Linked DNA regions of Homo sapiens: region 2 is linked to region 1. A link is an interaction called in ENCODE POLR2A ChIA-PET data of the cell type or tissue named here. Cell type or tissue: Panc1. All regions are shown on one strand. Links, peaks and the distances in the headings refer to the core of each region. The heading gives the core; the rest is flanking DNA. Region 1 overlaps LRRK1 (leucine rich repeat kinase 1). Region 2 holds the start of ALDH1A3 (aldehyde dehydrogenase 1 family member A3).

The links. Peaks named below come from ENCODE experiments on the same cell type or tissue, not always from the same donor. Only the 100,000 strongest peaks of a DNase experiment are listed, where the experiment ranks them.
Region 2: POLR2A ChIA-PET joins it to region 1 with 7 read pairs; 1 of 35 experiments calls an interaction of 5 or more read pairs at or near these places.

What each region holds. Positions count from the first base shown.
Region 1 is chr15:100,934,696-100,947,429 of GRCh38, reverse strand. The region is part of intron 2 of LRRK1 (leucine rich repeat kinase 1); the gene reads right to left. Among named protein-coding and RNA genes, the nearest start is that of LRRK1, 22 kb to the right of the region's middle. RefSeq lists enhancers at 5,563-5,712, 5,753-5,892. In Panc1, for the core only: no CTCF peak of the experiment used is centred there; no DNase peak of the experiment used is centred there; H3K27ac peaks cover 7,308 bases.
Region 2 is chr15:100,874,870-100,891,326 of GRCh38, reverse strand. ALDH1A3 (aldehyde dehydrogenase 1 family member A3) reads right to left here and starts at 11,496. Exons shown (of 13, transcript NM_000693.4): 1 at 11,321-11,496; 2 at 5,956-6,060; 3 at 3,615-3,755. The coding sequence starts at 11,419. LOC124903575 (collagen alpha-1(I) chain-like) reads left to right here and starts at 11,524. Exons shown (of 1, transcript XM_047433433.1): 1 at 11,524-12,381. The coding sequence starts at 11,524. The coding sequence ends at 12,306. GCAWKR (gastric cancer associated WDR5 and KAT2A binding lncRNA) reads right to left here. Exons shown (of 4, transcript NR_160703.1): 4 at 14,449-16,457. RefSeq lists an enhancer at 10,450-10,964 and a silencer at 11,456-11,575. In Panc1, for the core only: no CTCF peak of the experiment used is centred there; no DNase peak of the experiment used is centred there; H3K4me3 peaks cover 3,916 bases; H3K27ac peaks cover 3,778 bases.

The sequences.
Region 1 (12,734 bases), core at 349-8,348:
GATTTTTCCAATCTGTAAAACAGAATAAGATATCTCATAATTGGTTTTCATTTGCATTTCTTTCCATAGGAATGGGCACAGTGTATTTTCTATGTTTATCAATTGTTTCTATTTTTTTCTATTAACTAAATTAAACTGCCTAATCCTGTGTTTTGTTTGATTTGAAAACTGGAGCCTGGGCATGGTGGCTCACACCTGTAATCCCAGCACTTTGGGAGGCCGAGGCGGGCGGATCACGAGGTCAGGAGATGGAGACCATCTTGGCCAACATGGTGAAACCCCGCCTCTACTAAAATACAAAAAAATTAGCCAGTTATGGTGGTGCGGGCCTGTAATCCCAGCTGAGGCAGAGGAATCGCTTGAAGCTGGGAGGCGGAGGTTGCAGTGAGCTGAGATCGTGACACTGCACTCCAGCCTGGTGACAGAGCAGGACTCCGTCTCAAAAAAAAAGAAAAAGAAAAAAGAAAGAAAGAAAATTGGAATGTTCTTTTTGTTAATGCTCTTTGCAAATGAAGGAAAAGAGCTCTTTGGAATCTGTGTTGAAAATAGTTTTCTACCTATTCGTTGACTGGCACTTAAGAAGGGCTTTGCTACTGAATAGTTCTAATTGGTATGTTGTTCAACATTCATTCAAGTTCTCCTAAATTTATGATGTCTAGGTTTGGTGCTGTGCTTAGAAAAATATCCTTTACTCCAAAACTGTTTAGTTTCATCATTTTCCTAGACTTTTAGTGGTGTTGATTTTTATGCTTAAGACATCTAGCGTTATTTGTTACAGCACATATTAGGAATCGCCCAAATGCCCGTGAAGAGGAGACTGCCTGTATAGCTGAGTTGCATCCATGCTATAGATTTGATCCATCTGAAAATGATGTTGGAGTGGGAGTGAGAAAGCAATATGTTACCCCTATGCTATTCCCAAATAAACCTTTCCTGGACTAATTATAATTCTAACTAGCAAGGCAAAATCAATGTGCATTTTGGCCTATTTTCAGATTGCCACACTGTTCCATTGCTTTCTCTGTGCATTGTCTCGCTAGTCTCCAACCCCAGTCATTATGGTGGCATTGGAATAAATTTTAGCATACGCTGCAACTAATCTCCTCCCCTCCTCTCACCCCATCCCCTCCCCACCTGAACTTTCCTGTATTCTCATAGGTTTATTTCTCTAGGTAAAATTTATTATACTTTTTCCATGTTCCAAAAAGAAATCCTGTTTGTATTCTAATTGAGAATGCATTAAATGATAGGATCAATTTGTGGAGAATTGATATATTTACAATATTAAGTCCTCCTACACAAGAAGATGATATGTTATTTTTCTTACTCAAATATCCTTTATGTCAAGAGTTTAAGGTGTTCTTAGGTAGGCCTGATATATTTACCGCTATTTCCCCTAAGTATTTTATATTTAACATATTCATTTAATAATTAAGAGAAAAAAGCAGCGTATTTCCTCTATAGCCTCTTTGAATATTCAAAGTTTTCATTTCAGTTTTCTGTGTTCTTAGATAGATCTTGATAGAGCATCTAATTATAGGTTAACAACGAATAGATACCGTGCCGACACTAACAGCGCCTAGAAATTGATAAGGAAAATCAGAGTTCCTCAAAAATTGATTAATAAAGAATATGAAGGCTGGGCACTGTGGCTCATGCCTGTAATCCCAGCACTTTGGGAAGCCGAGGCAGGTGGATCACCTGAGATTAGGAGTTTGAGACCAGCCTGGCCAACATGGTGAAACCCCTTCTTTTCTAAAAATACAAAAATTAGCCAGTGTGTTGGTGGGCGCCTGTGATCCCAGCTACTCGGGAGGCTGAGGCAGGATAATCATTTGAACCCAGGAGGCGGAGGTTGCAGTGAGCCGAGGTTGTGCCATTGCACTCCAGCCTGAGTGACAGAGCAAGACTCTGTCAAAAAAAAAAAAAAAAAAAAAAAAAAAAAAAGAGGCTCTGCAGAGATAGTTTTTAAAAAAGTAAATATAGCTACTTCTTACGCATGCTAAAACATGCTTGGTCACACTCATCGTAAGAGAAGTGCATATTCTAACTAGGCTGAGGTACCATTTTTCACATATCACATTAGGAAAAAGCAAACATTTGGTAATAAATACTTGTCAGCCACTGGGAAACAGACACGCACACATGTTTTCAGGGATTGGGGCATAAACAGGAAAAACTCTCCTGAAGGGCTGCTTAGCAACATCTGTCAGATTTTTCGAAGCATATATGCCCCGTGACCCATCACTTTGGGAATGTGTTGTATAGATGAGCTTCTATACATGGGAACAGACATCTGGCATTATTTGTTACAGCACATGTTAGGAATCGCCCAAATGCCCGTGAAGAGGAGACCGCCTGTATAACTGAGTTGCATCCATGTCACAGAACACTATGCAGTTGACTAAAAGGAGGCCAATGACACCCTTAATGTGTGAAAGAAACAGGCAAGGCACAGAACAGCATCTGCGATCAGCTACATTTTGTGTAAAAGAGGGGAAAAATCAGACTCTATCTTTGTTTTGCTTCTTTACTTATAAAAAAGATTCTGGAAGGATGTAAGAATCTCAGGATTGTAGATCGATACTTATGATTTTTGAACCATAAGACCGTATGACATTTTCAAACAACTAAAGTTTTAACATATTGGCAAGGGAACAAATATGAGGTCATGTTTTCTTCCTTTTCCTCTGCATGTCTTCCAGGCTGAGATATATACCCTCAAGTTCAAACAACAGAAATTGACTCCAGCTGATTTGTCTCAATACTAGGACTGCCATCTGCCTTCCAAACACAAAAGCAAGCACACAAAATAGAAGCAAAAAAGCCAAGATCAGGAGTCCTCCGTAGCTGGTAGAATTGTAGGCTGGTGTCTATCATGTGAGGATTTGAGGTGAACCCAGTGAGTGATTACAGTGTAGCCTCCGAAAGGTTAAAGCAAATGCCACAAACCCATCCTTGTAAAAGATAATGCTGAACAGAAGTGAAAGCTTGCCTACCCCACCCCTTCGACCTAAGATACAAACTCTGAGAAGATCCTCAGTCTGCAGCGAGAGTTAACATTTCCTGGGTGCTGCACTGCTCTGCAGCTGGGTTTTTGGTGCATAGCTGAGTTAGATCAATGCTGCGCTGTGGTTGTTGCAGTCACAGATCTTTTTCCTGGATGGAGAAGCCTGCTTGTGTATGGTGCAAACTACTTCCATTTAGTACAAGCTCTGGCTGAACAACAATAGGTCTCCTCCTTTTTTTCATGAGCAATATCCTGATATTAAAGCAAGAAGCTCCATGATTCCTCAGCAACTGAAACACTCTGAGAATGTCTGGGCCCCACTGTGAGGCCCCATGCCCACCCAAACCTCACTAACAGCCCCGCTTCATGATTTTTCTCTGACCTGTGTTCAAGGCATTCATTATGAATGGCTGGAGGCTGAACATTTAAGATAAGGGATCACGACCGGGTGTGGTGGCTCACACCTGTAATCCCAGCACTTTGGGAGGCCGAGGTGGGCAGGTCACCTGAGGTCAGGAGTTCGAGACCAGCCTGACTAACATGGTGAAACCCTGTCTCTACCAAAAATACAAAAATTAGCTGGGCATACTGGTGGGCGCCTGTAATCCCAGCTGCTTGGGAGGCTGAGGCAGGAGAATCGCTTGAACCCAGGAGGCGGATGTTGCAGTGAGCCGAGATCACACCATCGCACTCCTGCCTGAGTGACAAAAAAAAAAAAAAGATACGATCACTTGCAAACAAATGATCACAAAAATGCCAAGAACTGAGGAGGAACTAAACTTATTTTTAGCTTAAAAAAAAAAAAAGAACCAAGTAAAAAGGGACATTATCTAAGATCCAATTCAGTAAGTTTCTGATAGTTTATCTTTGTAACTTCCTAAAGCTACTGCTTGTTTATTTAAATTTTTAGAAATCATATGGCAATAACAACAAAGATAGAAATTTGTTGTTTTGTAGAAATTTGGGGGAGAAAGTGAGAATAGAAACATTATTTTGTAAAGGCAGTGAGTAAATATTCAAAGGAAACACTTAGGTTAATTCATTTAACCCCATCAGATGCTAGTATTAGCTCTGCTTACAGATAAAGAAAGAGGTCCCCAGAGAGTCAGTGACTTGCCCAAGGGAGGGGGCAGAATTTCCACTCTAAATCACTGAATTAATTTTTATTAAAAAGGCAGAAAACAATGACTCAGCAAGCTGTTACACCCCCTTGGAGTAAAACAGAAAGATTAAAATTACACTTGAAGGAAAGGCAGGCCATCTTGTCCCTATTTTAAGAAAGTGAAATAATTCACTTTACATAGACTGTTGCCTTAGGCCCAGGAGTCTTTATATAAGATCCCAATTTGGAACATACCAAGACAGTTTGTGCATATTTTTATTAAGTCACTTCTGAGTTACTCTGTGAAAACCGGGAAAAAAGCACCTTCCAAACTTGTTGAAAAGGGATGGCCAGCACTACGGGTTGATCAGTAAGCACTGGCGGATGGAGAACCCTGGGAGTTGTTCAGCATGGACATGGAGGCCGTCTCCGGGTGAGTGCACACCCCACCCGCCCACTGTGAGCAGAGAGGCCTCATGAGGACCCAAGGCTGCTACCAACAGAACCAGAGGGGGACTCCGGGCACCCATCGTCAGCCTTGCTTACTCCGTGAATTGTCGAACTTCACACTGTACCAGTTTTCTTCAGTGAGACATACAGGTTTTGTAATTTGGAAAAAAAAGAAAAGAAAAAGCATTCTGAAGATAAGGCAAGGAAAGATTTGGACTTTAATTGAAACATTTTAATTTAAAATGTTAATTAAACAGCTTTAATTTTGATGATTAGATTTGAGGGTCATCACACTTTCGTGTACACACATTTGGAAATGAAGACTGGCCACATTTTAAATCCATGTCTTCCATAACTGTGAGCCATGCCTTCTCTAGCTTAGAGCCAAATAAAATCGGACTCACCATTTTGTAAGGACCCTACTTTTTAATCATTGTAATATTATTATCATTTTCCCTAATAGAAATAGAGTCCAGTTGAGGCTACATAATTTGCCCAACAGAGAAAGAGAAAAAGAACAGGCCATTTTTTTTGAGGGTCTGCCTAGCATGTGCACTTAGTATGGTGCTAACCATTCCGCAAACAGATTCTAACCCTGCCCCTGTCACAGATAGGACTAGCTGTGGAAGCATCAGGATTTGAACCCGGTTCCTTCCGACTGTAGAGCCGGTTCTTGACATTCTCACTCAGTATTTCCTGCAAGTGCACACCTTGGAGATGCCCAGGAGACGCTGGAAGATGAGATCAAGACAGTAGGCTGAGCCCGGCTGCAGCCACCACCTCCTGCTCCAAATCCTTAGAAATTATTACAAATATCAACAAGCCTTATTAGCATGGGAAAAGAAGTGACCTGAGAAGACCGGAATCCACTGTGCGTGAGGTGGAGAAGGCTTGGGAGAGCTCCGAGGCTGCTGGGGGACATGGGAAGCAAGAGGGTCCCCAGGTCACCAGCAGGGCGACTGGGAGGAGTGGGGAGCCATAGTGGGCAGACTCCTGTGGATCTGGCCCCTCTCCAGCTTGTGCCAGGCAGCCTGGGACTGATGGGTCTACACTCGATGTGGGCTAAAGAGAAAGTGTGCTGGGCAACTCCCAGGAGGCACACGGAGCCCACCACCCGGAAGCCATGCTCTGGATGTCCCCAAGGCAGCCTGCTACAGTCCCCTGGCCCTCCTCTTCGCAGGCTATTGTGACAAATGCTGTGTTCACAGACAGCTACGGGGAATCCCGAGCAGAACAGTCAGCATCCACCCAGGCACCCGCAAGCATCTGAGGAAGAGCAGCGCCATAAAGAGAAGCACGAAACTCCTCTAACCAAGCCAGCACACAGGCAGGCCACCGATCAGCAGGAAGAGACATCCCACCTTACACACACACACACACACACACACACACACACACACACAGAGACATAGACACACACAGACACACACACACACACAGACACACACACACACAGAGACACACACAGACACACACAGAGACACAGACACACACATACAGGCACACACACACACACACAAAGACACACACAGAGACACAGACACACACACACAGACACACACACATAGACACACACAGACACACACACGGACACACACAGAGACACAGACACACACACAGACAGACACACACAGACACACACACAGACACATACAGACACACACAGAAACACACATGCACAAAGACACACAGACACACACATAGATATGCAGACACACAGACACACATACAAAGAGACACACACAGACACACACACACAGAAAATATTTATGTTTCCTCTTTATGTAGCCAAGGGCACAGGCTCATTGGAAGCAGTCTGATCACCTAGGGGAGAAGCTGTGTCATATTTCACCACTGTCCCCCTTGGGCCTCAGAGTCCCCAGGAGGAAGTGAGCAGCTGACAGTGACAATGTCTCTGCAAGGCAGGGTCTAGCCAGGTCAGAGGGCCTGCACATCTTGCTGCATCCTCACATTACTGTTCGGGGCAAACCTACACAAATCACACAGTCACTGAGATAAGACAGCTTTGGGCTTTCCTGATTCACAACACAGCTTGGTATTGTCAACTGTTCATCCTTATCTTGGAGGAAAAGACTGAGTTAGCATGGGAGCTTCCCTAAGCAGAATCTCAGGCTCCAGCTTTCCAGCACCTCCAGGGCCCCTCTCTACACAGAATTAATGTTAGCAGAGCGAGAATGAATTCAGAATAAATATTACTGATGTCTTGGAGAGAAACAGGAGGATGCAGCATCCACAAACAAGAATCAACTAAAACTCTTGGGAATTAAAACGAGAAGAGTTGCACTGTGAAGCACAGTGGGTGAGCTGCAGAGCAGAGACACCGTTGAAGGACAAATCAGGAATCTGGAAGACCAAGAGGAGGATGCAGCACCAAAAGACAAGGAGGCCGGGAGCAGAGATAAAAGAGTGAGAGACATTGAAGATATTTTTTGAAGTTTTTCAAAATGTGTCTAATGAGAGTTTCAGAAACATATACTTAAATAAATAAGAATAATTTTCAAGTTGCAAAAATATGAGTCCTCAGAAGTGACAGGATACTAGTCAAGAAGAGTAAATTTAGAAAAAAGAAGAATGAAGGACTAGTGAAATAAACAATCTTATGGAAAGACTGATCAACAACAAAATGAGAGAGAGAGAGAGAGCAGGACATGTGAGAACACAAAAGCATTATCTGAAACAAAGAGATAAAACTATATTAGAGAACTTAAAATCATGGCATCATCAGCAAAGGACACAGGGATTCTTGGAGAAACAGTGCATCGTGCATCCGGGGCAGGATATGGACAATCTGGCCCTGGATGTCTTGTCACATCAGAAAGCAAGGAAGTTATCAAAGACTTCTGGGGTCATGCCAAAAGATAGAGGAACCTACTCAGGGGGCCTACTGGCAAAAGAGGAACAGCGTTAGCATCAAGAATCAAATAAATTAAAATTCATGAGTTCATAATGATACTAAGGAAAAAAAACCCCACCTTCATTGGCCGCCTTCAAAAGGTGCTAGGGAATTGACTTATTTTCAGTAGAATGAATAAGAAAACTAAGAGAAAAAAACCCAACTATTTACCCCGACTTTGCTGTACAAACTGTAACTCAGGGTACCACAGAGTTAATGGAAGAAATTTCTTCTTTAGAGATCACTTTCAGCTGATAAATGAAGAAGGTAAGATAGACTTAAAATAACACCACTTTGCAACCTCAAATTAAATAATTGATCTAAGCAACCATCAATGACTGATAAAACCATTGTGTGAAAAGTCGAAAAACCATTAGGACGTTTATAAAGAGTGATTGCGCTGACACCACTGAAAATCATTAAAAAACTCTAAACATCAGAGAGAGACAATTAGACATTCTGTGACTAGGTGATGCAGGAGGAAGAACCCACCATCTATTGGGCATTTTTGCCAAAACATCTTACTAAATCTAATCAGGCCTCTGGATCTACAAAAACATAGGGAAGGTGGGAACATGTCAGGCCACACATAGAAATGCAATTGCCAAAAATCCAGACTGTGGAAAATTGCAAAGGACAAACAATATGGCTTTATCAACAAAAGAAACTGCAATGAAAAAGAAATTGAGGGAGAAAGATAGAAATTAAGAGACTTAGGAACTGTACTGTCCCATGTCCCAGCATGCAAGGGCACTGACTCAACAAACCTGCCCCAAACAAACCAGTGATAAAAACAGAGACAATGCAGGACATTTGAACACTGACTAGATATTTGATATTTTGACTTTTTTATTTATTTTGAGATGGAGTTTCACTCTTGTTGCCCAGGCTGGAGTGCAATGGCATGATCTGGGCTCACTGTAACGTCCATCTCCTGGGTTCAAGCGATTCTCCTGTCTCAGTCTCCCGAGTAGCTGGGATTACAGGTGCCCGCCACCATGCCTCGCTAGTTTTTTGTATTTTTAGTAGAGATGGGGTTTCTCCATGTTAGTCAGGTTGGTCCCAAACTCCTGACCTCAGGTGATCCACCCACCTCAGCCTCCTAAAGTCCTAGGATTACAGGCATGAGCCACCACACCCGGCCCTCTCCAGCCAAGGGTCCAGCCTGGGTCTCCCCTCTCAGAAGCCTAGCCTGTCAACAGCATGCTATTGTGGGCATACATTAACATACACTTTTAAACATACATTTAAACGTATGTTAAATGTATTTTGTTTTTTCTTTTCTAGACTTCTTAAGCTATAAGTATGGAATTGGGTTCTAAATCATCTGGAAAGAGAGAGAAGGGGGTTTACATGGATGCAGATTGGCCATGTGGGGGAAGGAGGGAGGATGGCAGAAGGTGGGTTACCTGCATGGGAGGAGTAAGTTCCAGTGCACCAGAGCACTGGAGGGGGAATCGAGTTAACAATAGTTTGTGGTCTGTTTTCAAAAAGCTAGAAGAGTGGCTTTTGCATGTTCCCAACACCAAGAAATGAAAAATGTTTGCGGTGATAGATATGCTAATTATCCTTATTTGATCATTACACATTGTATACATGTATCCAAGTATCACTCTGTATCCCATAGACAAGCACAATTATTACATGTCAACTAAAAACAAGAGGGTTAAAAAAAAGATTGCCCATGTGTGATAATTACTGAAATTGGGTAATGGGTACAAAGGGGTGCATTTTAATATTCTCTCTACTTGTGTACTGTGTTCAAAAGTTTCTGTAATAAAAAATTTTAAAAAGTGGCCGGGTGTGGTGGCTCACATCTGTAATCCCAGCACCTTGGGAGGCTGAGGCAAGTGGATTGCTTGAGCTCAGGAGTTCGAGACCAACCTGGGCAACATGGTGAACCCCCATCTCTACAAAAAAAAAAAAAATACAAAAATTAGCCAAGCATGGTGGTGTGCGCCTGTAGTCCCAGCTACTTAGGAGGATGAGGTAGGAGGATCGCTAAAGCCCAGGCTGTCAAGGCTGTAGTGAGCCGAGAGGTCGCCACTGCACTCCTGCTTGGGTGACAGAGTGAGACCCTGTCTCTAAGTAAGTAAGTAAATAAATAAAGAAATAAATAGGCTGGGCGCAGTGGCTCACGCCGGTAATCCCAGCACTTTGGGAGGCCGAGACGGGCGGATCACGAGGTCAGGAGATCGAGACCATCCTGGCTAACACGGTGAAACCCCGTCTCTACTAAAAATACAAAAAAATTAGCCGGGCGTGGTGGCGGGCGCCTGTAGTCCCAGCTGCTTGGGAGGTGGAGGCAGGAGAATGGCATCAACCTGGGAGGCAGAGCTTGCAGTGAGCTGAGATCGCGCCACTGCACTCCAGCCTGGGGGACAGAGTGAGACTCCGCCTCAAAATAAATAAATAAAATAAAATAATAAATAAATAAATAAACATTTTAAAAAAAGAAATCTAAGACAAAAATATAACATTTTAAAGTTCCACGTAGCTAAAGACTTATGAAAAGAGAAAAATGTGCCATTTTGAGTCCAGGCCTAAAAACTGTGGTTTCTGAGGCCAATAAAAAAGGGGAACTAAATAGTAGCCCTGATTCTTTGGAAGAGACGGCAATTGGTAGTAAGTTTGGGTAGGGGGCGGGAATGGGTACTTTTTATTGTATTCCCTTTTGTACTTCTTTTAAATTGTGTGTAAGTATATGATTCATCTATTAAAAATGAATAAGATAGTTTAAAAATATATTTTAAAATCCTGAACCATTATCAACTTCATGCTAAAATATTCGAAAATCTAGATTAAATGGATAACTATCTAAAAATTGTATTGCATAAAATAACTCAAGAAGAAATAGAACATTTACATAAACCTATAACCTTTAAAGACAGAGAATCAATAGTGAGACATCTACCCATTAAAAAGCACCAGGCCTGTATGGTTTTATAGGCAAAGTGATGTATTCTGCTTCTTGGAAAATATAGGACATACTTATATTATCAAACTTATGTTGGTTGAAGAAGCAAGATGCAAAAAGACTGGCATAGTATGAAAATATTTAATCCAACATTTTTAGTATGGAAACTGTTCTGAAAGGAGCAGGATTGACAAAACAGGACTCTGGTTACCCCATCCCTACCACAGCTGGACAATGAGCCAGCTGAGATGCCTCCTTCTCCCAGCTGAAGTGATAGCACCCAAGCTCAGTTTCCCATGGGTCTAGTGGCTCATCATAGAGGACTGCACATCCCACAGACCCCAAGTTGCCCCATAGAAGCAGCCAGCACCCACAGCTAGCATGCTATTGACAGGCTGGGCTCTGAGAGGGAAGACCCAGGCTGGACCCTTGGCTGGAGTAGAACCCAGCCCCATCCAGCCCTATCCAGTAGATGCCCTGGCATAGCTTCTTGTTAAAGGAGAGGCTGGGGGCCACATGCCATGCCATCTTGCAGATTCAGGCTTTGTGATTTTCTTTCTCTTAATAAAGCCTATTCCCTAATCTCAGTGGATGACATTGTGGAGTTCATGCCAACCCCTGCGCAATAGATGGTAGCCCAGGGGGAATCCACCTGGCAAGGCAGAAATGATACCATGTATTTACAGACACACACACACATACAGCCATAAAGGGTTCAGACTAACTTCAGAATAATGGCTACCCCTGGAGTTGAAGGAGAGCAGTGATCAGGGAGAGATCCAAAGGCGTTCTGGCTGTACCTGTAAGGTTTGACTTCTTAAAATATTTTCTTTGTAGCAAAAATGACAAAATAACGAATGTTGGTTAAATCTGAGTGATGGGTACATCTTTGATCCCTCCTTCCTTTACTCGTCACTCACCTAACCCGTATCAAAGCCTGCTCCTCTCACCAGGAGGTAGAGTCTATTTCCTGTGCCGGCCTAAATCTGGACTGGCCTTTGACTTGTTTTGACCCACAGGTAGTGGCCGAAGTGATGCTGTACCAGGTCTAGGCCTATGCCTTGGGAGGCCTAGAGGCTTCTGCTGCTAAACTCCAAGAATTCGGCAGTAGGCTGTAAAGAAGCTTGGGCTAGACATGCGGTGGATGAGAAGGTGTGTGGAAGAGAGAGAAGTCATGTGGAGGAGCACGGAGGGGCCAGACATGGGAGTGAAGCAAGAAGAACCACCAGCTGGGCCCTGCCTAGATTCCTGACCCACAGAAACCTGGGAAATGATCATTCGTTGTTCTTTTAAGCCAGCAAGTGATAGGGTGGTTTGTTACATACTTGTGTGTGGATACCCACACAAGTCCTGATAGCTTTATTTTGAGACCTATTCCCAGTGCATTCTCTTCCTCCCACTGCTACCCCACCATCCTGGCCCTCCTGGTGCCTTCTCTCCAGGGCTCTGGCAATAGCCTTCTAATTCCCTAAATAAAACCATGCAGCTCCTCAGATGTGTCCATCAGCCTTGGAACAAAATCTACACTCCTGCTGTGAAGGCTTTACCTCTCCAGCCCCATTTGGTGCTTCTCTCACTCTGCCCCAACTGCACAGGCCATCTTGCGGTCAGTCAAACCTACCGAGCTCATTCCCGCTGCCCAGCCTTTGCACTCACTGATGCCTTGCCAGGAGCACCATTTCCCCAGCTCCTTTACAGGACTGACCTGATTCCATTCACTTCATTCTGTGTAAATGCCACCTCCCCCCAGACACCTTCCCTGATCTCTGACCAGCAGTAGTGCCCTATGCCTGTCACTCTCCATCCCTGCAACCTGGTTGATTTCTGTCATGGCCCTGTTCACTCCTGACAGTAGAGTGCAGGTTTATTTACTGTGTTTCCCCTGCTGGAATAGAAACATCATGAGGACATTTTCCTGGCTTCCCAGAGCCCTGACCATAGCAGGCTCTGACATAGCCTGGAGTGTAGGACTAAGACCAGGCACAAGAGGGAGGGCTGAGCAGATCATTCTCTGTTATTTTCAGTATGTTCAATAAACCCTCTTCTTCCCAGCCTTCCTGTGGCTGCCTCCTTCTGGTCAACTGAGCAGACCTGAGATTCAACATCAATGTCTTACCTAATAATAAATCAAAATGGCCACACTGTGCCTCTTTTGTACATGATCTTACTCTAATGCTTCATTGAGCATCACTCTCTGGTTTTCTTCTTCCTTCCTTTTTTTTTTTTTTTTTTTTGAGACAGTTTCTTGCTGTGTCACCCAGGCTGAAATGCAGTGGTGTGATCTCTGCTCACTGCAGTCTCTGCCTCCTAGGCTCAAACAATCCTCCCACCTCAGCACCCC
Region 2 (16,457 bases), core at 5,183-13,182, 61 kb after region 1:
TACATCTGCTGAACCCTAGTTAAGTAAGTGGGCCTTGGGTAAGTCCCTGAATCACTCCTTGCCTCAGTTTCCTCATCTGTAAAATAAGAATAATAACGGTTCCTACCTCACAGGGCCAGCGTTAGAGTGAAAGGAGTCAGTGTCCACAGAGCAGCAACCACAGTGCCCGCCCATGGTGAGTGCTGGATTGGTGTTCACATGAGAACACTGATGATTACACTGACTATCATCAACTTCCCTTTAGGCACCAGAGAAGGGCTTGGCGATCCTCACCTGGGGACCCAGACAGCGCACTGGGTTGCTAAAGACCACAGGACTGGTCTAGCTTGGGGTGTGTGTTCTGCCCCCAGCAGCTGCCACTCAGGGACTGAGTCAGGCCAGTGTGACATCAAGTATACTCTAGTGTTGGTTCCTATAGATTTTCACTCAAGCGTGAACTTTCATTTTTCCAGGGGAAGCCTAGCAATTGCAAATAGTGCAAAAAGGCCTCTAAGACTGACCTATTCCAGACAGTATCTGCATATCTGTCAGTGGAATTGCAAGTTTATTCTTTGCTCTTTTCTGGGATGGAACAAGAGAGAGGACTTCAACATCCAGCACTGAGGGTAAGCGCGAGACATGGAGCCAAGATTCTGCCTCCAGTCCTGGATTACCACCTCTGGCTGGGTGACCTAGGACAGGTTACTTAACCTCTCTGGGCCTCAGTTTCTCATCTCTGAAATGAGATAATAAATCCTACAGGTCAACAAGCCAGGTACATGGCGAACATTCAGCCAGCATTGCTATTTGTTTTTATTGTCAACTTCAGCAAGTTTGCTTACTGGAGTGACAACATGAATTTACCAGGTTAGTTTTATGGAATTTCTCTGAGCAAAACCCAGGTCATGATAGGTTTAGACGGGAAATTATTAAAAAAAATTATGCAGGTGAGTGAGTCCAAGTGCTCGCTACAGATTGAAACAGTCATCCTTTAAACAACTTGTTACTGTGGCTCAATCATGAGTAAACCATAGCCACTCCTAAGTTTATTTCCTTTAACATTTTAAGAGGAAAATGTGCCTCCTGAGAAATTAACACATCAGAACCCTCAGATACTAAAGAATGACGGGAAGTGCCAGGAAAACAGCACGGCAGGGCTTACAACGAGAGGACCCAGAAATGGCACTTGGGGTGAAAAGGAGAGTGGATAGGGAGGGCTTCCGTTTGGGAGCTCCCAAAATGAGCGCCCAAAGAGCAGAGTTGGGGCCTGGGTGCCCCAGCAAAGGAAAGCCATCCAGGGGCCGCTGGATCCCCCACATCTGTTTCCAGACACTGAGCACAGAAATAAACACCCAGCTCTGTCAAACCACTGAGCCGGCAAGAGAACACGCTCCATGAACATGCACGGAAACCATATCGAGGTGGAGAGCAAGGGGCGCTCTCCTGTGATGTGGTTGGAGTTTTAAAAACCGTGTTTGCCAGTAATTCTCTTGTCCCTTTCATGTTGTGGCAAAGAGCTGGATCTTATTTCTCGTGGGCTGCGAGGTGCCAGTGGCAGAAGTGATTTGCTGGGTTTGCATTCTGAGATCCTCCAAAGCTGTCTGCTATCAAAACACAGTCGTGCCAGGACAATGGGGCAGCCTGAAGATGAAGGTGGCTTTGTAGCCTCTGCTCCTAAGATGATACTGACACTTAAGGACAGGGTTCAGGGCGGGGGGTGCCCAGGGCACATCCTCTCTAGCCTGCTATTAGTCCACACGGACATTGCCGACCGATGAGCTCATGCCGGGTGAAAACAGAAATGTTTTTGAAAAAGCCAGTTTGGCAGCTTGAGGGTTGACGCTGGCTTACGTTGCAGGAAGAAACCAGAGGCTCCTCAGAGAGAAGCGCTTACCCTGGGAGGGAGCTACTCTCACCCGGGGAACATGTGGACTGGCCGGGCTGACTGGGAAGGAAGGAAGGGGAGCTCGAGTTTCTGTGTGGATGCACCCTTAGGGAAATGCACCCAAGAGTACGGCCTGAGAGTTCCTCCACCCTGAGAAACACATTCAGGGGCAACAGCAATTTCCGTGTCCTGGCTGACACCCTCCTTTAAACAGTGGCTACCCTACTGCTTGTTCCCGACATCAGAAAAACCATTTTTCCAAATCAAAGGCCAGAAAGGAGATCTCCTCCCCTACAACCGGGCCTCAAGGTTTGGAACAACTTTTAAAAACAAGAGGCTGAGATGGGCAAGGACAGGATGCAAAGGACCTCATGGCCCAACGTGGCCCTGAGATGTCCTCTGATCACTCCCTCATGACCAGAGGAGGGTCTGAGGATCCTGCTAAAAAATGGACTTACAACTGATGAATGCCTTGGCAGCTCAGCCTCATGGGGTATGCTCCATCAATATCCCCACCTAGGGTATCTAGAAATTACTGGCCAGCAGTGCATGTAGGTGAGGTTAGAAAATGGGTCTTCACATGACCTCATTATGATAACTGCTATTATTAATGATAGCTGTCATCTATTTAGTGCTTACTGCCTGCCAGGGACTCTGCCTAGAATCTTAAATAGATCATTCTTACACCACTGAGTTATCATTATCGGTGACATTTTACATGAAGAAATAAATCTCAGAGAGGTTTCACAACTTGTCCAAAGTCACACAGCTAGTAAGTGGCAGAGTGGGGATTTGAACCCAGGTCTTTCCTATTCTGAGGTTTCCTATAACCAGGCTATCCTGCCCTCACCACCGCTCCACATATGCTCGCTACTAGCCAGTTCAGGGGTGACTGAGGAATGATTTTAGGTCACATGGGAACAATTTTTTCTATGTTAAGTGGTGGCATTTATTTTGGTAAGTATTAGAAAAATAAAATTAGCACATCAAACCTGTGATTTCATGAATATTGTTTCTTAGGATGAGATTAAACTTAAGTTTAAAAGGGAGTTAAGGCTGGGTGCAGTGGCTCACATCTGTAATCCCAGCACTTTGGGAGGCCAAGGCCGGTAGATCACCTGAGGCCAGGAGTTCGAGACCAGGAGTTCAAGACCTGGCCAACATGATGAAACCCTGTCTCTGTTACAAATATAAAAATTAGCCGGGCATGGTGGCAGGCACCTGTAGTCCCAGCTACTCAGGAGGCTGAGGCAAGAGAATCATTTTAACCTGGGAGGCAGAGGCTGCAGTGAGCCGAGATCGCGCCACTGCACTCCAGCCTGGGTGACAGAGGGAGACTCTGTCTCAAAAAAATAAATAAAATAAAATAAATAAAAGGAAGTTTATACAAAAAAGAAAAAAGTTAAGTACATAAACACACAGGTGGTACCAGGATATGGCCCAGCTCATGGTCACCAATCTGTGAGTGCCCCAAGTCTGAGACCACTGATGTAGCTCAACTGCCTATAGACAACAACTTGGTCAAGAAGCTGAGCTGCAGAGGACAAAAGTCTGACTTCAAAATGAAAGGGATTCAGTCTAGAGGCATTAACACCTGCAAGTATTGCCAGAGAGCCGTGTCTCAGAGGATGGAACAGACCCACGACCACACAAAACCAGGACCGTGATCTTTTTTCCCATACCCCATGGTGGACAGGACCCTCAGTGAGGCTGGCTCATCCCCCACCGGCCCCCAAGTGCATGTACTCACGGCCAAGGTGGCGCGGTCCCTCTCCACCAGGTCAGCCAGCTGGTGCAGCAGCCGCCCACGACTCAGGGCATCCAGCCGGCGCCATGGCGAGCCCCTCTGGAAGGCAACCTGTGCAGCCTCCACAGCCTTGTCCACGTCGGGCTGAGCGACCAGAACAACAGAGAGAGACTGTCATCTTTTGACGTGACTGCAGTTTGGGTGTCATCTTTTGACGTGACTGAAGTTTGGGTGTCATCTTTTGAGGTGACTGCAGTTTGGGTGTCATCTTTTGACGTGACTGCAGTTTGGGTGTCATCTTTTGAAGTGACTGCAGTTTCGGTGTCATCTTTTGAGGTGACTGCAGTTTGGGTGTCATCTTTTGAGGTGACTGCAGTTTGGGTGTCATCTTTTGACGTGACTGCAGTTTGGGTGTCATCTTTTGAGGTGACTGCAGTTTGGGTGTCATCTTTTGACGTGACTGCAGTTTGGGACCACGGCCATCAGTTATAGAGAACAGCAGATTGTCCCGCTGGCAGACAGGCTGCAAGCAGCAGCATGTTTTTCAATCACTTGAATGGCTGGGAGCGTTCAAGTGATTTTTTTTCTTCTTTACATCTTAATATTTCTACAGTGGCCAAATACCAATGTTTGTTTCTGATTATAAAAAGCATTTAAAAATATTTCCTAAAGAGTATTTTTCTCAGGGACCCAAGTACGGAAGGACTTTCCACTGGCTGCCTCAGTGTGAACGCACACGAGCCTGCTGTTCACAGATCAGGTGGGAAGTGTCTGCCTGGCATTTGATCCCAGCTGGGAACTTGTGGTCCAAGAGTGAGAATGGGGAAATTCCTTCCTTTCTGGATTGCAGAACTGACCATCGTGGAACAGTTCGCAGACAGGGAGGAGCATGAAGGCCGTTTTTCTCCCTTCAGCCTCACCCACCCCATGGGAGCAGAACTGGATCTTTTGTGCACTGATAGAATAATCACAACGGAACCTTCTTTCTAAAAGGAAAGAAGTGAGGGCCATTTAGAGTAGTGTCACTGTCTCTTTTTCTCAGGAAAATGGGCCACATTCATCTCGAAGGCCCCTCCATGCCTCTCTCTTTCTAGGAAGGTACAGCAGGGAGTGGATGTGGGACACCAGTCAGGAGTGACTCTACCGAGTCTCTGTGTGTCCAGAGCTGGCTTGGGGGTGAGCAGAAGCTTGGCAGGGGAGATGTGGGACACTGAATTTCTTCTCCCAGGCTCTGGGGTGGAGGCCAGGACCTTTCCAGCTGCAGAGGGTGTGGTGGCCTCTGGCTCAGAACAGTCACTCAGACCAAGGGAGAAATCAAGGCCCAGGGCAAGGGTCTCGTTCTCCTCCTAGCACCTGTACGGGGCACTTGGGAGTCTCCTAGTGGAAACCCCATTCCATGTCATGGCTTCCCCCCAATGCCCTCACATTTTTCTATGAGCTCCTCTGTGCCACTTTCTTTGTTAGCAGAGCCTAACTGTCATGAGGTGCCACACAGAGGGGGGTCTGTATAGGTGGGGCCAGTGTGCATTTGCACGTCTGTCACAAAAACTCATGGGCAAGATAAAATCCAAGCCTACTCTGCACACGCCCTTCACTGCATCCACTTCCAACGTCATCAGTTTGCTGACCAAGAACATCAGTCCAGCACTCCAGCAGCTAAGGAAACATTTACATCTCCCTGCCCTCAGTGGAAGGGCTTTACCTCTGCACTGACATTCAGAATAGATTTGATGGCCTTGCAATGTATAAAGGACACATTCGGAAGTCCCTTAGCTTCTGTATTACTATATAGACCTTGCACTTGCAAATAGAGTGATAAAGGTTACCGCTTTCCATGCTCATGTAAATTTCTAGGAGAAAAGAAATCTGGTGGTTACATTGTTAACTATCCCCGCATCACCCGGGTAGCAACTATTTTTTTTCCTTCAAAGTGTCTATTTTTTTCTAAAGTGTCTTCTGCCAGAAAGCTTCATTTCGTGAAACACACCAGCGGGAAATGCTTTCTGGAAAGATTCTTTAATGCCTCCAGGTCCAAATAATTGATAAAAAAAAAAAAAAAAGAAAAAAGAAAACCTTTCCTTTAGCCATATGATGAGGATAGCTGAGGTCATCCTCATAGTAGGAGAAACATCTATCAAGGGAGAATGATTCTCTGCAGAGGATCATCGGTAATTGATGCCATTCTGTGCCACACGTCTGAGAACCACATGCCAATTCACGCAGCTAGCCCAGGCCCTGCCCCCAGGATAGGCCAGTTCTGTCTTATAGCTAAGCCGAACCGTTTCCTTATCCTTTGGTCATCCATAATTGAATTACTTAGAGCAAATTTATTTTAAGTATTTACCTTATCTCCTTCTTCCACTTCACATATTTGCTCCCGAGTTGAAGGGTTACATGTAGCAAACTTTTTCCCACTCTTGGATTCGTGCCATTCATTGTTGATAAATATCTAACCAGGAAAGGAAGTGTAACCAATTAGGTTTAGATCAAAATCATATAATTTCAACATGCTAAGGACCTTAGGTGACGTCTTATCCATCTTGTCCACCTTCCTCTCTGCTGCTTCCCTCTCCCCTTCGACATCTTATAGATGAGACCCGGAGGGGAACAGAGTCCCAGGACTGCATGACCAACAGATCAACTAGGACAGACTCGAAATTCAAGTTTTGGTCAAATAAAACTATAGTCACTTAGAGATTTTTTTCTAAATTATTATTATTATCTTCAGCAATAACATGGATTCACAGAGGAATGGCTAAGTTAAATGGTTAAATAGAGGCTGTGAATGGAATCTCATACCCCAATAGACTTTGGGGGAAGAGTCAATAGGTTTATATACATAAAAGTCCCAAGCAGTCCGCCTGCCCCTGAAGGGTAAGGACGCACCGAGCACTCCCTTTCTCCTTTCAGTGGCAACACTCAGCAAGATTGATTGCCAAGGAGCTCACTTTGAGGAGGATCTCACCATCGCCCTTCAGTTTTCACCAATGCACATCAGCATGTCCCTCCCCAGCACATTCCCCTTAAAATGTGTATTTTCATAGCAAACCACCATGGCGCATGTTTACCTATGTCACAGACCTGCACATCCTGCACATGTACCCTAGAACTTAAAATAAAAGTTGATAAAATGTCAAAAAAAAAAAAAAACCCAGAAAAACCTCCGAAGCTTGATAATAAACCAGCGTTGAAGTACAAAGTTAAATGTCTGGGTTAGAAACTTTCCAGGTTACATTAAGAGATGTCGCAAATAACTGTTTATATAACCCGCAGAAATCACTTTTCTGGGAACCTCAATGATCCAGAATGCAGATGAGAATGAAAGTTTTTTTGACAAAAGACATCATGAGCAGACTAAGAAGAACATACGAAGTCCATGCACTGAAACATATGTACTATTTACTGTTAGTTTACACTAAGTTCTAATTGTCTTATTAATGTCATATTAAAAGAGAGGGCTTTTGGAAAAAACTAGGAAGAGACATGACAGACAATATACAAAACACATTCCGACAGCACGGAGGTCCCCGGCTGCCCAGCCAGAAGACACACAAACTCCTGCTACACCAACTTGGAATGGCTTCCTCATCACAGCCTATCACAGCATCAGAAGAACCCCCGTGGCAGAAATGGCTGACACGCATGTCTCTCAAGTAAAATGCCGTCAGTAATTTCTGAGTACAGAATTAGTTCATCAGGTTCCGTTTTTACATCTATCTGCATGTGGTATACATAGCTTTACTTTGCTTCTTTTTGAATTGTTTAAAGGAAGAATTGCGTCCCTCAAGGGCTAATTTCAATTATTGTGAAATTGATTCATTTGAAACATTTGACTCCCCAGTGATGACAGATGAGAGAGGGCAGCCATCTCCTAAGCATGAGTCTTGGTTACATTCTCTGTATTGGGCTTCCTGTATAAACTCCACAGCTCCGGCTTAATACCTGGGTGATGGGTTGATCCATGCAGCAAACCACCATGGCACATGTTTACCTATGTAACAAACCTGCACATCCTGCACATGTACCCCAGAACTTAAAAGTTGATAGAATGTTAAAAAAAAAAAAAACCCACAAAAACCTCTGAAGCTCATAGTGAGGAAGCCTGGTCTGAGTCGGTTGGGGACCAAGCACAGGAGGCAGACTCTGGCTGGGCAGGTGAGCAGAGACCAGCTGCCCCCCAGTTTGGAATCCAGAACTGAGAGCATCGGTCACCATTGGGATTTGCCTGTCTGGCTTCTGGAAGCTTAGCGTCTCCAATGTGAGGCCAGGCCCCCAGGGAAGCGCACCAGGAAAAGGCCAGGCTACAATTACAGGTTTATTCTTCCAGCTGAAACTAAATCCAAGAGTTCACTTTTGCCATCCAGCAAGTCATCACTTGGTAACAGCGAGAAATTAATAACTGAGGAAGAAGAGTTAAGTTAGTGCGGGGAGGAAAGTGCAGCCAGGAAGAGGGGCCCATTTGTAGAAAGATGAAATTTCGTGGGTTAGATAATAGAGACTGTCAGTGAAAATTGCTGATTCTAGGTCCTTCCTGGTATCAACTCCAAGGGGGAGGGAAAATGAGAAGGTGGCAGAAGAGAATATAAATAAGGGGGCTGAAAACAGATTACAATGATCGGATGTCTGCTATACTGCTATACTTCATCTCCAAGCATGCTCCTCCAAAAAAAATTACTGTTTGTTCATGACATTGATCTGTAACCAGCAACCTTAAAAAAAAATCAGACTGTTTGACTCTAACCATATTTTCCCATCACTATGTTTTTAATTTTGTAAAATCTTTTACTTTATACCACACTACAGTAGTAAGTAATCTTGTAAGTGGTTTCTACTGTTGATTTTTCTCTCCATTAAAACAAAACAAAAGCACAAATATAAGGAAAGGGTATATAAATATGGTCTACTGATTATGCTGGCTGTATTGTTTTGAACTCCAAATCAGGGTAAAGGGTCTAGAAGGAATTGTTGTCTTTGATTTGTGGATTAGCATACAACAAACCTTATAGAGGTATAGCATTAAGCTACATTGAGCTGTAGACCTGGTTCACATTTTACAAAAGGAACAGAATGACATGGAAGCAGGACGGAGCTGTAAGGTGTCTCAGGCAGAGGTGAAGATGACAGTCATACAAGTGAATCCTATTGATGCCGATTTCCCGTAACTTCCATCTGACAACAGGCCACTCAGCTAAACTCAAAAAGAATATGTTTTCAGAAAAGGAGATTTGGGGGAATTTTATTTTTCATAAGAGAGATAATAAAAACCGGTGTTTTAAAAATCAGAAAACTTTGAAGAGAATCCCTGCTACTGGAAGAAATTTTATAAGGAAAGAAAGAGGCCCTCTAAATTAGAAGGGACTTCTATCCTCTGAGATCTGTGTGGGGACCCTGGAGGGGCTCTCAGCTCTCCAGAATCACACAGCATGACCCTAGAGAATGAAATGTTAACATGTGAGGACAAATGAAGGGGCTTTGACAAAGTCATCCTGAAAGTTGGACCACCCTGGGAAATGGCACTGCCGGGGCTAGGGCTCAGATGGACCAACTCTGGTGTGTGCCCCATTATCGAGAAGCACCATGAGTCAATTTTGGAAAATAGCAGACCACTGCTGGCTCCCATGCTCCACCGTCTGCTCTCCTGCCAGGCCACCCACCTGCCGGGCCACTCGCCCACTCTGGGCCTCAGTCCTGCACTTCAGTTTATCCCGCTCCTTCCCTCGGCAGGCACTCTTGGTGGCCTCACTCTCGGCCGCCTCTCCAGTCCAGTCTCCCTGAGGACTGTGCCAGGGCACTGGTTGGCCACCCTCAGCCACACAAGCTGCCTGGGTCCACAACTGCTATGGGGAGGTCTCTGCAGAGATGGGCCAGGAGCCAGGACAGAGCAGGCAGCAGCACAGTCCCCCAACGGGTGAGGAGCCAGCAGCCGGTGTCAGGCAGTTGGGGCCTTTATCGCCTGGGAGACCACTCAAGATCCCAGCACTCCAGGCCGATCCACCAGCTTCCCTCAGCCTCATTCCTGCACTGGTTCCCTTTAACTGGCAAAGGTTGCGCACCCACCAAGACAACAGGCAACCATTGCTCTGTGAATTGTCTAAGGTCTCCATAAGGGCTACATCTACACTTTAAAAGTGTCCTAAAAATCATAGAGAAAGAGGTAAACTTTTTGTATGTGGTCAGATTGCTGATAGGACTCAAAAACATAAAAAGTAAAAGGACCATAATACATTTACTGTCTGGTTTCTATATACAGTATTTTGAAATCCTGTACAACCAAAAGAAAACAAACAACCTCCCCACTTAACCATCAGTAGCAGCAGCCAAGCACCTGGGGTTAGGGTCTTACAAAATTCGGGTACCATTTTCACTCTTCCCAGAATTCGTGTTGGAATTTTCACTCTGAAGCTGATATTACAAATAAAACTACATTAAGAATAATTTCCAGCGTTTAGTTTACAGCGACGTGTCTTTGTTGATTACAGAGCCTTCTGAAAACAGTTAATTTAAATGTCTTGTGATCAGAGGCTCAGCCGACATTGGGAATTAAGTGCCAAGAGACCCAAATCTGAAGGCCACACATAGTGCCCTGCAACTTTCTCCGCTTGATTAAAATTCTTTGAGAAAGATAATTGCTACTTCTTAAAGTAAAACGGATGAGGAAATTCTCTAAGTGCGGTGTCAGCTGGAGTTGGGGGCTATGGGTAAAAGCAAAAATCAAGAGAAGCCAAAGGTGGGGAAAGTTAAGGCAATGGCTCTCGGCCTGGCCTGTGCCTCTAAAGTGCCCCAGCACCGGCCCACGACAGACGCGCACGCCAGACAGCCTGGGGGTGTCCTCCATCGGGTCGCGCTCCCGGACCCGGGTCTCTCGGCCCTCCTCAGCCCCAGCTCAGAGGCCTCGGAGGCCTCACCATCTTCTTTTATTCCTTTCTGCCCCGGGCAGGTAATCTCGCCGTTCTGCCAACGCTGTAGCCTCCCAGCCCACAGAGCGAGGAGGCAGAGAACCGTGCGCTTCTGCGGCCTCGCGACCCACCGCTTCCCAAAGGCCCAGGTCTGCGACCTTCCGGAGCGCGCGCCTTGTGTGTAAACACCGGGACCTCTGGGCTCCGGGGAGGTTTCGTCAGTAAGCGAGCACCTTCCTACTCCTCCTCGTTCTGCTGCTGAGCCGGGTATAAACTAAGCACGGAAGGCGCCCGCTGCGCTTTGCTCGGAGGACCCGCTTCCCCAGTCTTCCAACTGCAGCTCCGCCATCTGCCTCCCGGACTCTCTCTTGGCGCTCTCGGACCCTCCGACCCTCTCAAAGCCAGACTCGTCCACCCTGGAAATCATCGCAGGGGTTTTTGGGGAGGGAGCTCCCCAAAACCAGCGCGCTCCGAGTCAACGCGGCGCGCACCTCCACTCGCGATCAAAGCGGGCAGCGCAGGGACACGTCGGGGCCTCGCAGGGATGCGGGCGGCCCGGCCCCGCGCGGGCGCTGGACGGCCTCGGTTTCCCGGCTTCGAGGCTCACAGCGCCGAGCCCCGCCGCCTGCGATCCCGCCCGAGACGTCCCGCGAAAGGTGCGGTTTCTGGAGAGCCGCGCCCGGGCAGGGAGGCTCGGGTCTCGGCGGCGCCCGGCGGACCCCCGGCCCGCTGCTCCCTCGCCCCCGCCGCCCCGAGTCTGGCTGCCCAGCGCAGGGGCCCGCGGCCGTCGGGTGGGAGGGGCGCCCGCCTCACCTTGGTGAACTTGACCTCCAGGTTGCGGATGGGGCGCGGCAGGGCCGGCGGCTTCCTGTCCGGCTGCCCGTTTTCCACGGCCCCGTTAGCGGTGGCCATGGCTCCTCCGCGCTCCCTGGCCCGAGGCGCCCTAGTCTGCGGCGCACCGGCTCGGCCCGGACACTGCGCAGCCCGCTCCCGGGGTGGCAGCTCCCCGCCGCTTTATGCAGCGCCCCACGCCTCCCGCCCGAGGGGGCCGCCTAATTGGCTGCGGGACCGGAGGAAGGGAGGGCGGGCTGCGGGAGGGAGGAGAGGGGAGGGCGGCCGGCCCGCCTCACCCCGCCCCGCCCGCCGCCCCTGCGGGAGCCCGAGCGCCGGCGGCTCCACCCGCGTGCCGCGGACCGTCCCGGCGCCCGCGCCGCGCGCTCTCTCGCCCCGGAGGCTGCCTGTGGACGAGCTCCCCGAGGAGCCGCCGGGCCCCGGAAGTCGCAGGGCTGGGACACCCGACCCGGCAGGGAGCTGAGCCGCGGGGCCACGGCGCCCCGCTGCCTCCCCGAAGTCGGGCGGGCTCCCCGCGCGGCACATGCAGCCCACTCCCAGCCGCCGCACGGCGCGCTCGCCCGACTTCGGCCGGCTCGCGGCGCTCGGGAATGCGCGCTCTCCGCCGGGCCCTGCGCCGCGCCCGGGTCGGGGCTCCTGGCGGGGCCGCCCCGCGTCGCTGCGCACGTGCCCTGCTCTTGGGTCCAGCCGCCCGATCCCCGCTAGCAGGACAGACGCCCGCTGCGCCCCACCCTGCCCGAGCGCGGACAGCCGGCGGGCGCACCCCGGCCCAGCCGGCCTGGAGTCTCCCCGGGGCCCTGGGGCTTCGCCCGCGGTGGGGCAGAAGGCGAAAGCAAAGCGCCGGACCCGGGCGGCTCTCCGCCGAGGAGCCCTGGCGCCGCTGGGCCTCTGACCTTCGCAGGCGCACACCGCCTTCCATCCCAGAGCCCGGGGGGCAATTGATCTGATTTTTTAAATGCATAAATTATACCTCGATTAAAAAATGATAATTAAAAAAAAGCACATGAGACCTTTGCTGCTAATCGTTTTAAGAGTTTAAATTCTTGTCGCGCATTACTTCCCAGGAGGGGGAGGTAAGTCTAGCTCCTCTCCTTTTGCGATTTGGGAAACGCTCCATCAACTCCCAGGACTTGACCCAGGCCCCATCTGAGACACGGAAGCGGCTTCTGATGCATGCCATTCCTCAGGTCGCTGGAACAAAGACCGGAGGCACGGACTCCTGACAAAAGCTGTGCTTTAATCCTCAGATAGGCTCAGCCCCTTCAGTTCATCTCTTTCTGTAGGTAACCCCAAGTAATCAACAATGGGGAGGGGTCTCCTTATTTTCCTGTTTTGAGGCCTCCGTGTCCATCTCTCTGTCCCCTGGTGTCCTTCTGGATAGAGCTGGATAGAGGGGTAAGTTTTGAAGCTTTTGGAAACCCCACATCTGACCCTTACCCTGGGGTTGTGGAAAGGTCTTGTGCTGTTATGGCCTGGAGTGCACAGCTGAGGCCGGGGAAAGGGGATAATGGACCCTCGAGCGGGGCAGCCTTGACCGATATCGGCTGGCTAACACTGGCGAGTCTGAGCAATGCCAGCTCTTTCCTCAGCTGCTTCTGCAAATCCGGGGCTCCCTGCCCTCTTGGCTGGCCCCATGGCTCCCACTCAGATCTCCTGAAAACATCTGGGCAGATGTGCTATGCCACGGCCCCCGGCTGGGTGCTGAGCCCTAGCGTTTGGGTGCCTGAGCCCAAGAGGACCGTCAGGGAGTAGTGACAAACCCCTCCTGCATGGATGGAGGCCAGGGGCCCAAGGCCAGTGTGTGCAGCAGGCCCCAGGAAGCTGCAACTAGAGATGCTTTACAAACTGAACTCCCATCCTGAGACTTTATCGGGGGTCCTTGATGGTTGAAATTATGTCACTGCCAGGATTTTAAAAAAAAATCTGAAATAAAATTTATAGAGGAAACTGTGTTAATTAAATAATTGCTGGATTGATGGGGGAGGCAAATGGGGTTGAGCTTAGAACTCTGCTCCTTTAGGGAAGATAGTCGAGCCTGTTTGGTCAAAGATAGACAGTCACCACTTTGTTGGCTATGAAGTCAGGAATGAAAGCCACCTCACCTCACACTCAGACATCCTTGTGACCCGAGGCGTCTGGTCTCAGGAGCCAGTTGCAAAGATGCCGACTGGCTCACCTGCAGCTCCTCCGTTTGATACCCACGTGATCCTGGGAGCCTGAGATCAGACTGGAGCACTCAGCCATAGACTTTGTCACAGTAGGTGGCTCCCAGAGAGCAGGTCAGGAGGATGGGCCTAGCTCTGGGCTTGTCCAGACAAGCAGGCTCTACCTCTGCTCCCATCGGCAGGAGGGGTGGAGGCAAATGCGCTTCTCCCCATTTTACGGGTGAGTAAACAGAGGCGTGCAGACACTTGCCCCAGACATCACCATCGGTCGAGAAACTAAGGCCAGACTGTGTGAGAGTGGGTGGTGCAGTGCAGGGAGGAGGGGCTTCTCTGACATTCCTCTGACCTATTCTTTCAAGCAGGTGAGCACCTATGACCCAGGGTGGTCCCATGTCACTGGGGCTGCATAGGGCATAGTGAAGACACGAAGGGCTTTGAAGGTCAAAAATGGCGGGAGTATCCCTTTTCGTTGTGCCTTTCCTAGGAACCATATCTCCTAGCTGTGGCCTCAGAGGCAGGGACCACAGGGGCCGGGAAGGAGGAAGATTTATTTTTGCTCACAGTGGGTTGCTGGGTGTTTGGTTCAGTGATGAGGTGCCTGAGCATCGGAGATGGCAGAGGCCCAGCCCCTTCTGCTCACATCCCTGAACTGAGTCCCAGCTATGCACCCTTGGATGGGATATTGATCTCTCTGAACTTCAGTGTTCTTTTCCATAATCTCCTTCCCACTTACTTTACAGTGTTTGGGGAGGCTTAAGCAAGATAAGGCTCTCAAGAAGTGCTACCTACATACCAGCTCTTCATTTTCATATTCTTCCTGGAGACTGGTTCCTCTTTGCTGGCTTTTCTTCTTGGAAGTCAGCAAGTTCCCCCCACTTGTCTCTGGCTTGCGGGAGCCCCCCAAGTCAACAGTCCCTCTGCTCATTTCATTGTGAAAAAGTATTTATTCATTTTGTTTCCAGCTCTGTGGTGCTGCCGTTGTCTGCTGTTTGTCTTGTTGGTGCATCAAATGAGCTGAGTCCAAGACATGTCATGTTGCAGGCTTGTTTGCGGATGACCACTCAGTAAAAAGAAGCATGAATAAAAGACAAAGATAAAACAGAAGTCAGGTGGTCACCCCCTAAGTTCAACCTCATTCCATTTCTAAACCCATAATCATCTGTGGGTGATGTTGAGGTCTGAAGCAAACGTAGTGAATAATGATGATGACGTTGATGAACCCCCTACTGTGTTTCATGTTATTTCAGATCTGGTACCTGAGCCTTGTGGAGAGACGCCCAGGTCTGCTGAGTACCCCTTGTGTCCCCGCAGCCTCTGGCCAGCTGCAGAGCTGCCCCTCCCACCCAGTCTACTCACCTCCCTCAGTGTTGTGGAGTTGAGGCAGGGGCCTGAGTCTTGGGTGTGCCTTCTGAACCCTTCCTAGACAGCCAGGCCCCTGGGCTGAGGGTAGTTCTTTGATGTAGGGAAGCCCGGTCACCCCACTGTGCAGCACTCAGGCCAGTGCTTGGGTGACTCAGGGAGGCGACCTAACTTCAGGTTTTTTGGCTACAAAATGGGGGTGGCATGTGCCCCTGTGGTGAGGGAGGGCTGACTTCACTGTGAGCACCTCCTTGCTGGTATCAATGAAGTCAATTCCATGTTTCATGTGAGTCATTCGGTATCGCCTCAACCTGACTAGAATAGGCAACTACTTACCTTTGAAGCTCACCGTATATTAAGACCCATCAAATACTACAACATTGTTCTGTCCTCAAGGAACACACAAACAAATCTTTTCCCTGCGAGTTTCCATCAGTGATTGATGATATCGAGGCAGGAGCACCCCAGGTTGGAGAAAGAGGAGCTGATAACACCCAAACAAGGTGAAGAGAAAGGAGCTGCCAGCCCACCACACAGCTCCACCAGCTGCTTTCTCTCCAGCCCTGCCAGTCCTTTCTGGCCCTGGGAAAGGCCTTCACTACACAATGTTAGGCTGAGGCAAATCAGTCTTGGACCAGGCAGAAGCCAACGGAGAACTCATTACATAAAAGCAAAGAGACATCATGGTATTTGTGGGTCAGGCCCCAGTGAAGCCACACACACATGCACACACACATACACACATACACATGCATGCACACATGCACACACACACATGCACACACACACAGCCTGCCAGTTCACAGCTGCCAGAGATTTCCCCTTGGTCTGTCTTCCAGTGGATGAGAGTTGTGGCCCAGCCAGGAGAGAACATGGAGGGTAAGGTCGAGAGAGTTGGTTGAGTACCCAATAGTTCTCTCCTTTCTTGCCAGTGGAATCCCATGTTATCGAGGGTGGTAGTGGGCTTTGATAAACATATTTCCCAGCCTCTCTTGCAGAAGTATAAGCTGAAGTTTTTGGTTTGGGCTTCCAAAGAAGCTCTTAGGCATGGTGGCTTATGCCTGTAATCCCAGCACTTTGGGAGGTCGAAGTGGGAGGATCACTTGAGGCCAGGAGTTCAGGACCAAAGAAACTCTTTACATGGGACTGAGTCAGCTGAAAGGCTCTTCTTCCTTTCTGCTGCCTGGAACACAGACATGAGAGCTGGGTCTCCAGCAGCCATCATGTAACCATAATGCAATTCTGAAATGCAAGTTCCATGGTAAGGAAGTTGGAAGAGACACTTAGGAAGAACGTGGGTCCCTGATGGCCCTGGAACCAGCCCTTCATCCCTGGATATTTTTTCTTGGATTTTTTTTTCATGTGAGAAAAAGGAAAATCCCTATATTATTAAAGCCCACCATTTGGGTTTTCTGTTATATGTGGCCAACTTAATCCTAAGCAGCATAGCTGGCTGTTGGCCATCGCTATGACAAGAAGAGCAAAATTTTAACTCAAGTGGAATAATGATCTCATTTTTGTATAAACGGAGCAGCACAGACATAAAACTCTTATCACCATCTCTGTTATTTTGA